Linked DNA regions of Homo sapiens: region 1 is linked to region 2. The links are chromatin contacts, found by Hi-C or POLR2A ChIA-PET in ENCODE. All regions are on one chromosome and are shown on one strand. The core of a region is the stretch at or near the end of the contact, and the rest is flanking DNA. Distances in the headings are between cores, read along the strand shown.

The links. A loop is a pair of places that touch in the nucleus more often than their neighbours do. ChIA-PET counts read pairs that join two places held with the same protein, here RNA polymerase II (POLR2A).
Region 1: a loop to region 2 is called in a map of PC-9, with 11 times the contacts of the local background. The contact joins the promoter of SLPI here to the enhancer-like site in region 2. A Hi-C loop is called at or near these places in 1 of 168 maps with a recorded cell type or tissue (PC-9). POLR2A ChIA-PET finds 5 or more read pairs at or near these places in 2 of 52 experiments (MCF 10A and RWPE1).

Annotation. Positions count from the first base shown.
Region 1 is chr20:45,251,774-45,256,465 of GRCh38, forward strand. SLPI (secretory leukocyte peptidase inhibitor) reads right to left here and starts at 2,791. Exons shown (of 4, transcript NM_003064.4): 1 at 2,686-2,791; 2 at 1,802-1,960; 3 at 1,229-1,378; 4 at 466-646. The coding sequence starts at 2,770. The coding sequence ends at 642. All of the region lies in intron 2 of LOC105372630 (a long non-coding RNA gene), which reads left to right.
Region 2 is chr20:45,064,687-45,069,412 of GRCh38, forward strand. All of the region lies in intron 10 of STK4 (serine/threonine kinase 4), which reads left to right. Among named protein-coding and RNA genes, the nearest start is that of KCNS1, 34 kb to the right of the region's middle. Within about 2 kb of position 3,010, at least 2 of the 41 ENCODE cell types and tissues checked have a DNase peak (open chromatin) inside an H3K27ac peak, as active enhancers do; they include PC-9, where a contact is called at or near this core.

The DNA of each region.
Region 1 (4,692 bases), core at 1,541-4,040, 190 kb after region 2:
TAGACAACAGACAGACCTACAACATATCAAGTGTGAAAACCAATATATATATCGTAACACATACAGAGGTGAACACAGGAATCTGCCCCAACAGTTCTGTATGGCTTTAGATGAAAACCCCCTGGATTAAAATAGCTTAACTGTTGGCAGGATCTCTTATGCATAAACTCGTCTCAGGAAAGTTTTTCACCTGCAGTTGACAATCCTGCCAGAGGCAGTAAAATTGAGGTTTCTGATTCTTCATGTTATTGTACATCCCTAATCCCATTGAAATTTAGGAGATAAAATCACTTGTCCCAAATCACAGAGTCAGCACTTTCACACTCATGATATAAATTCAAGTTCCCCCAGTCCCTAAGCCTCTTCCTCCCACTACGTATTCATAGGAAGGAGGCCTCATATCTAGATCTTCCCTCACAGCTTCCCACCCCACTCATACCCCCAACGAATCACAGAAGCAGGATGTGCAAAGAGAAATAGGCTCGTTTATTTATTCATTGATCAACTGGCACTTCTTGAAAGCCTGCTGTGTGCCAAGCCTTTCCCCAAAGGAGGATATCAGTGGTGGAGCCAAGTCTCAGGGTGGAAAGGACCTGGACCACACAGAGCAGGACTCCAGAGCCTCCTCCATATGGCAGGAATCAAGCTGTGAGAGAAAATCAGATAAGAGCTTCAGCATAGAAACCAGCCAAATCATATCCACATCCTTCCTCCTGCCCAAGGATCCTTCTGAGATAGAGAAAATAGCAAGATAGCGCTATAGTTGAGAGAGACTTAGTGTCAGGAGACAAGTCTCATTTTCACCGTAAAACTCTAAACTCAAAGCATTGAACTAGATAATCCTCAAACTCCACTGATCCTTTGTGATTTCACCTCAGAAAACATGATGGAAACAACCTGAATAATAAATTCTTAGTGCACATAGTGCTTTGCAGAGCACTTTCAATCTCATTATGTACATTTTACCGATAAAGAAACTGAGACTCAGAAAGACACTTGCCCAGGACCCCCACCCAGAGACACTAGAATAGAATCAAAGCCACAGGCGATCCTATGGAAATCCTGGCCCTGAGACCTGGAGAACAGTTCTCTTGAAGGACAAGGGAGTCAGACAGAGGCTGTGCTTGGAGTAGGGTTCAGGAGTCCCCCTGCCCATATGCCTGGGCCTCCAGAGGGTTGAGGCTGAGAGGGCTGGAGGGAGCTCAGTGTGCCCTCATCCCCTGCTTACCTTTCACAGGGGAAACGCAGGATTTCCCACACATGCCCATGCAACACTTCAAGTCACGCTTGCACTGGCCATCCATCTCACAGAAATTGGGGGGGTTAAGCATCAAACATTGGCCATAAGTCACTGGGCACTTCCCAGGCTTCCTCCTTGCTGGGTGAGAGTGAGGCTACCGGTCAGAGGCCTTGTACTTTATACAACCCCTCCCATCCCCACTTTTTAGAGTGAGCCCCTGCTCCAGCTTCAGCAGGGGGGATCATCCCCTCCCCACCTCTATCACCACCACCTTCTCCCTAAGGCGGCCCCCAAACATAGCACCTGGCTCTCCTAGAACTTCAGGCCCCCCATTGATGCAGGTGGCCAGCCACCCAGTGCTGACTAGGTGGGAGGCTTCCAACTACCTGGCTATCTAAATGCCCGCTGCTTCACCAGCTGCTGGCTACCTTCCTGCTTAGGGCAGTGTGACTCACTGACGGATTGACAAGGAGGCCTGGCAGGACCCATCACCCAGTTCCATCCCTCTAATGCTGTGTCCCCAGGCTCACTCCTCTCTACCCAGTTCCCCGACCTGCTTACTTGGGTTTGGGGTGTCAACAGGATCCAGGCATTTGATGCCACAAGTGTCAGGACAACATCTCTTCTTCCCTGGACACTGCCAGTCACTCTGGCACTCAGGTTTCTTGTATCTAAGGCACTGGGCAGATTTCTTAGGAGGACAGACTCCAGCTTTGAAGGCTTTTGAAGAGAAAGTCAAGAGGTCAGGAGGAGGCTGGGTACTGAGGACCCATCATGCCTCCTGAACAAAGCACCACTTTTGAGGGGGAGAGACCCTTACCTCAGTAGCTGTCCACAAAGCCCAAAGGGTCATGCCTGCCTGATCTCCAGGTGTATTGATGGGCTTGATTAAATTAGACAAATGGACAGGGGACGTTTCACACCCAAGAAAAGGGCAGCAGGCTTCTAGTCAAGACCTCCCACCCAAGAGCAAAACAAGGCTACACAAAGGCAGAGAGGAAGGCTGGGAGTGATGGAGATGGAGAGAGGTAAACAAAGATAAATAGAACCAGTGTGAGAGAAGTTGAGAGCTAAAGCCCAAGGCAGAAGCACAGAGACAAAATAGCAGAAGCAAAGACACAAGGAAGCAGAGTCAGAAACTAATGATTTGAGAGTCGCAGACAGGTGAAGAAGAAGGCGGAGTATGAGAGAGAGAGAGAGAGAGAGAGAGAGAGAGAGAGAGTGGGACCTGGGCTGACAGCATGGCTGCATAGAGGAAGCATTTCCAGAAGCTCAAACTGTCACACAAACCTTGGAGCTCAGCCAGACATGTATTCCACCCTCAGGGAGGTCTCCCGAAACTAAGCTGAGGGATCAGAGCCTACAGAAGGGGACACACCCACACCACAAGGAGACCCCACCTCTGACCCTGCAGCCCAGATTAGACCAGAGTGACTCCAACTTACACTTTCCAGAGCCTTCCACAGCCCAAGGTGCCAGAGTTCCCAGGGCAAGCAGCACCAGGAAGGGGAAGAGGCCGCTGGACTTCATGGTGAAGGCAGGAGTGACTCTGATGGCCAATGCCAAACCTCACTATTTATTCTTTCACCAGTGGGTGTGGCCCCACCAGAATTCTTTCGGCCTCTCCCAGCTACTATTGCATAAGCAGGAAACGTAGCCAGAGACCAGAAATCCTGACACCAAGGAGATTGTTTATCTTTCCTATGCCAGGTAAGGCTATGAGGCCAACACAGCAACTATCAGAAAAGAAAGGGAAGAGATTGGCCTGGGAAGTTGGTTGATTAAAGAGGCCATCTCAGTGTCCATCTGAGCCCTAAACATCACAAGATCCCAGGCCATTAGCCTTATAGGTGGAGAGAGGGAAGAAGTGGTCAATTGCAAAGGTGCTACCCGGACCTGGAACTAAAACCAGACACAGACTCCCTGCTGAGACTTTGTGCAATACATTCTATTCTCACATTGCTAATTCTGATTCTCACATTACTGGACTCTCAGGCATTGTGAAACTCTGCTGATTACTCAATGCAGTTTCTTTCTCAAAAGTTCAGCTCGTTCAACCAACTGATACTTAGTTCCCTGAAATATTTACACCGTTATATCCCCAGTGCCTGTTCTGTGCCTGACACAGGAAAAGCACTCACAAATGAAAGCTGAAGAAGAGCTCCGCTCTCCACAAATCTCTCTGGAGCTCAGTTGTCTCAGCTGTGAAATGAAATGATACTAACAAGTCAGCCCTTCTCAGAGGGTTATGAAATTAAGGGCATGAAGGGACTCTGAATGAAAAGAACAAATGAATAGTATCCCTTCCCACTAAAGAGAATTGAAATGAATCTGAGATAAAGGGGGAAAGCAGCTCATCAGTCACTGTAATCTACATTTAGCTGTGAGATAATTTGAGATCTTAGAGGATTGCTTCCTAAAATTCCCCAAAATCCCTTACAGATCTCACATGACAGCAAAAAATTAAACCCATTCTATTTGCTACCCAGTCTGCATAGGTTGCTTCTAATTATAAAGAGAGCGACCATTATCTCTAAAATTCAGCCCATAGCTGAGTGTAGGGTCGCACACTTGCTGTCTCAGCTGCCCAGGAGGCTGAGGTGTATGGATTCCTTGAGAGTAGGAGTTTGAGACCAGCCCTGGCCACATATTGAGACCCCATCTCTACAAAAAAATGTAAAAAATTAGCCAGGCATGATGACGTACGTATGCCTGTAGTCCCAGCTACTTGGGAGGCTGAGCCAGGAGGATCGCTTTAGCCCAGGAGTTTGAGGCTGCAGTGAGCCATGATTGTGCCACTGCATTCCAGCTTGGGGGACAGAGCGATACCCTGTCTTAAAAAAATAAAATAAAATAAAATTCAACCAAAGCTCATCTAGCTACAAACTCCAAGCTCTTGACTCATTATCTTCATGCTTGGAATTCTCCCATTCATTCCTAAGGTGAAGGTTTGTGGAACTTTCCACAGACATGAAAGACCCACTCATTATCAAGTAGCGATGGCCCCACATGAAGTATTTAAGTATTCCACAACCAAACAGGCAACTGGCAGCAGATCCCTTTATACAAAAGTCACTCCATGGTTTGAATTTTGGTGGATCAGAAGACTTGGACATAATCAATCATCAGTCAAATTTTGGTGGAAAAAGAAAAGGAAGAAAATTAATATGCACAAGGTAACTACTATGAGCCAGGTGCATTCACTCTTAGTTGGAGTACTTAGTAGGGTAGGTAAGAGAGAAATGGAGGCTATGATTTCCACCAATGGGTAATGACACTCTCAGGTCAAGATTTTTGTTCTCACTTCCACCACCCAGGGGATAATTTGATTTCTCTCACAGAGTTCCTGTTCTCTCTCTCTCTCTCTCTCTCTGTTTGTTCCTATTTTCCTCAGTGCCACACTCAAGAAATTATCTGGAGTTTTCTAAATATTTATTTCTTAAAGAATGAAA
Region 2 (4,726 bases), core at 1,760-4,259:
CTGGTATTTTATTTTTTTGTGGCTATTGTGAATGGGACTGAGTTATTGATTTGGTTCTCAGTTTGGACATTGGTATATAACAATGCTACTTATTATATTTTTGTACATTGATTTTATATACTGAAACTTTGCTGAAGTGGTTTATCAGATCAAGGAGCTTTTGGGCAAAGTCTATAGGGTTTTCTATGTATAGAATTATATTGTCTGCAAACAGATAGTTTGACTTCCCTTCTTCCTGTTTGGATGTCTTGTATTTCTTTCTCTTGTCTCATTGCTCTGGGAGGACTTCCAGTACTGTTGAATAGGAGTGGTGAGAAAGGGCATCCTTGACTTGTTCTGGTTTTCAGAGGGAATGCTTCCAACTTTTGCCCATTTAGTATGATGTTTGCTGTGGGTTTTTAGTAAATGGGTATTACTATTTTGAAGTAGTTTCTTCAGTTACTAGTTTGTTGAGGTTTTTTTTTTTTAACATGAAGGGATGTTGAATTGCATCAAAAGCCTTTTCTGCATCTGAAGTAATCATGTGGTTTTTGTTTTTAGTTCTGTTTATATGATGAATCACATTTATTGATTTGTGTATGTTGAACCAATCTTGCATCTCAGGGATAAAGACTACTTGATAGTGGTGGATTAACCTTTTTATGTGCCGCTGGATTCGATTTGCTAGTATTTTGTTGAGGATTTTCACATCCATGTTCCTCGAGAAAAATGGCCTGAAGTTTTTTTGTTTTTGTTTTTGTTTTTTGGTGGTTGTTGTTGTTGTATCTCTGTCAGGTTTTGGTGTCTGGATGATAGACATAGATGGACACCTCATAGAATAGGTTAGGGAGGAGTCCCTCCTCCTCAATTTTCTGGAATAGTTTCAGTAGGATTGGTACCAACTCTTCCTTATACATCTGATAGAATTCAGCTGTGAATCCATCTGGTCCTGGTCCTGGTTCTACATTTTGTAGCTTGTGAGTATAGAGGTGTTCATAATAGGTTCTGGGAATTTTTTGTATTTCTGTGAGGTCAGTGGTAATGTCCTCTTTGTCATTTCTGATTTTGTTTATTTGGCTCTTCTCTCTTTTTTTATTAGTCTAGCTAGTGGTCCATCTATCTTATTATTTATTTATTTATTTTTTTTCAGAAAACCAATTCCTGGATTCATTGGTCTTTTGCATGTTTTTTCACATCTCAGTTTCCTTCAGTTCAGCTTTGATTTTGGTTATTTATTTTTGTTAGCTTTGGGGTTGGTTTGCTTTTCTTTCTCTAGTTCCTCTAGTTTATATGAGTAACCCTTATTTTACTTAATAATGGCCCCAAAGCATAAGAGTTGTGATGCTGGCAATTTGGATTTGCCAAAGAGAAGCTGTAAAATGCTTCCTTGTTTATCTCTTACTGTGCCTAATTTAAAAATTAAACTTTATCATAGGTATATATGTATAGGAAAAAATTGTGTATGTGTATATATATACACACATTATATACATATGTATATACACATTATATATCTACACACACACACACACACACACACACACACACAGATATCTAGCTAGATAGTACCAAAATATATACATCTGTGGTTTTGGACATCCACTGGAATGTATCCCTTGTGGATAGGGGGGACTACTGTAATCACAAAAAACTAACAGTATGCAAGTACTTCATATTTTATAAAATGTTATTTAAAGAAGAAAACTTGTTTTTTGTGTTTGCCATTTATTAAATCATATTCTTTATACATACACGTGTGTACACGCACGATGTACTGAGTCTCCTCTCTAGGCTCTGTGGACAAAGTCTTTGGGTTATTTGAACGCAGTCTTCTAAGAGATCCGTGTCAGAGGTCTTGTCATTACATCACCATGCCTGCTTGAAGCCAGATTTCTTTGATTCACCCAGGCTTATGATCTGCATTTCATTCCAGTCTTCTTGGTAAATATTTTTTATATATGTGGTCAAGTTCTCTTTGTTTGGAATTTTGATAATGAGAACTGCAAGTGTTGATTAATTATAAACCTAAAATGGGATTGAGGCAATTGTTAACTCGTCGTGGTTTTGCTGCTTTCCCTCCTTATTGGAGAAGAATTAGGAAGACTTTATAGGGGACTGATGGAAAAATAATTTGGCATGACCATAATTTGAGTCAGAGAAAGTCTCTTATTAAAATTCCCACAAGGCTTATTTAAGGAGCAAGATCTTTTGAAACTAATGGTGTGGTACTTACTTAATCCACACAAGTTATGATTTGATTGTCATCTTCTTTGATTTTTCTGCTTGGCTTTCTGTCATCTGATGAGAGATTACTGCATTACCTGAGAATCTCATCTTATTAGAGTCACCTCTACCTAAACTAGAATCCATTCCTAAATAGTAACATACTCGCATCAAGAAAGAGTAAGTATCCTCGGTACTAAATTAGTGCTCTAGATGCCTTTGTACATTTTTTTTGTTGCACTTTTCCGGACTTTCTAGTGGCCAGTGTTGAGGTATGGGATGGTATGATGGTGGCTTCATTCAACTTTTTAGCTTCTATCGAGCTTCCCTGTCATCTTGCTAAATTCCAAAGGTGTGTTCTTTCCTCATTCTTGGTCACAACAAAACATCACCTGAGACGGGATCAGTCTGACTCGCCCAACCAGAAGGGATGATGTGTTTGAGAAATCCTGTTTGTGACACTGGAGGAAGAATTGTGACTGTTCATATATGATACATATGGAATTGAAACTTGTCCTTAAAAGCTCTGGCAGGTCTCTCTTTGATGGTTTTTAGGGACAATAGACTTTTGAGGTGAGAGTTTGTAGTGGCAGAGGAGCAGAACTTTGAAATAGGCCTAAACCCTGTACTTTGGATATGGGCCAGACCCATTTGTGTTCCCTATGGGGCTGGTTGACAAGGGAAGAGGAAGCTCTACTATACATTCTCATGTGTTTAGTGTAGCTTAACTCTGCTGATTCAAGATGGGCTAATTGTCAGTGTAATTCCTTTGAATTATCTCTGTGATGAAGTATCAGCTGGAGCTTGCCAGTGGCACTCTGGGCCAATTATGCAGCCGACTTTGAAAAATGGTATGATTCAGAATGTCAGAGTTGCTAAGGTGATTTATGAAGAAATCAGTTCCCATCAGCCTTCATTATTCATAGAGATGCTGGGAATCAGGACTTTGCAGTGACCTGGCCCAGAGGAAATAAACCAGGTGGGTATGATTTAGGGTTTCTCACATAGAGTTCAATAGAGGTGCCTCTGTGTATGTGGTATGTGTCCTGTACCGTGTTGTGAGCTCATCTTAGAGCAACAGCAGCTATTATTTACATTACATACTTCCTCCATTTCCCAAAAAAGGATATAAGGTGGTAGCCTTCACTTACCCACTTTCTTTCTGGTGGATGCATGACATTATGTTATATACCTTACCAATACCTCCAAACCTCACAACCGCTGTTGTAGAACGAATAATGTCCTCCATTGAAAAATGAGAAAATTGAGGCACATATTAGATGATTTATGCAAAGGCATCCAACTACCAAGGGCAGAACTCGTATAGAACCCGGTCCATCTGACTTAACACCAGTGCTCTTGCCCCTAACCTGAGCTGCTTCTCTGACAGGTGTATTGCCCTTTATATTCATGTTGCCCAGCAGTGTTCCTGGCCTAGCGTAGCTGCCAATAAAATTGATTGATTTGATTTGAATCATATTCAGCACCCTGGAGTCACTGCACGTCAGCAGCAGCACCATGTGTGTAGTAGGCACTTGGTGCCTACTACAAAAGGCACAAAAGCAGCAAAGTAGATAGCATACCCATTTTACAGATGAGAAAACGGAATCTCAGAGAGGACAAGTAACTTGCCTAAAGTCACCCGTTACCACTAGTGGCATTTCTGAATGTGAGGGCCATCTGATGTATCTAATATCAGCTAAATTCATAATTCTTCCAGTCTTCCACATTTTTCACAAACACACTCCCATTTCCAGAAACCCTTCATGTTTCTTCCAGTTGCTTGTTGTCTCTTCTAATTCCTTGTTGTATCACTTAAATTATTTTCCCACTCTTATCCTCAGTGACCTCATCTCTAAAAGGAGGATAATGATGATACCTACCTTACAGATGGATTAAATAAAATAGTGCAGACAAAATGTTGAGTTCAGCATTTAACAGATGCAAATGGTGAAGTAATTAACATACTTCTTCCATATCTATGTGTAGAATCCAACAGTAACACAGCATTTGTATCCTGCTAACAGAGTGAGGCTGAACTTTAAACTAAAAATATGTCTACTTTAAGATACAACACATTTCCAGAGATCACATCTTTTAAGAGAAATCTCATCTGCACAAATGTTGTTGCTTTTACTTATTCAGACATCCTTTGGCAGACATCAGACCTCATCAGACTGGGTAAAGGCGATGGTGAGGGAATTCTAGGTGTTAGACAATAGTGAGTGAGTTCCCATAAGACATTAGTACTGTCAGGCTCGGAGCCCGTCCTCTTCCTTTACCCAAGACTGATGTGTTGCTTAGCCTTATGATGGCAAGGAAATTCTAAATAACCATGATTAAGAGGCTTATTTTAGTTTCTCCTTCCACTGTGATCTCTCCCAGAAAGAGACTCAGAAATCCTTATACTTGGTCTGATCTCTTCAGCAAAACCCACCTTCAGTAGCAAGCCTGTGGCTCTAGGGTTGGCCCTTATTTTGTCTTGTCCAGCAGGATGGTGTCTCTTATTCTTTTGATGATCTCA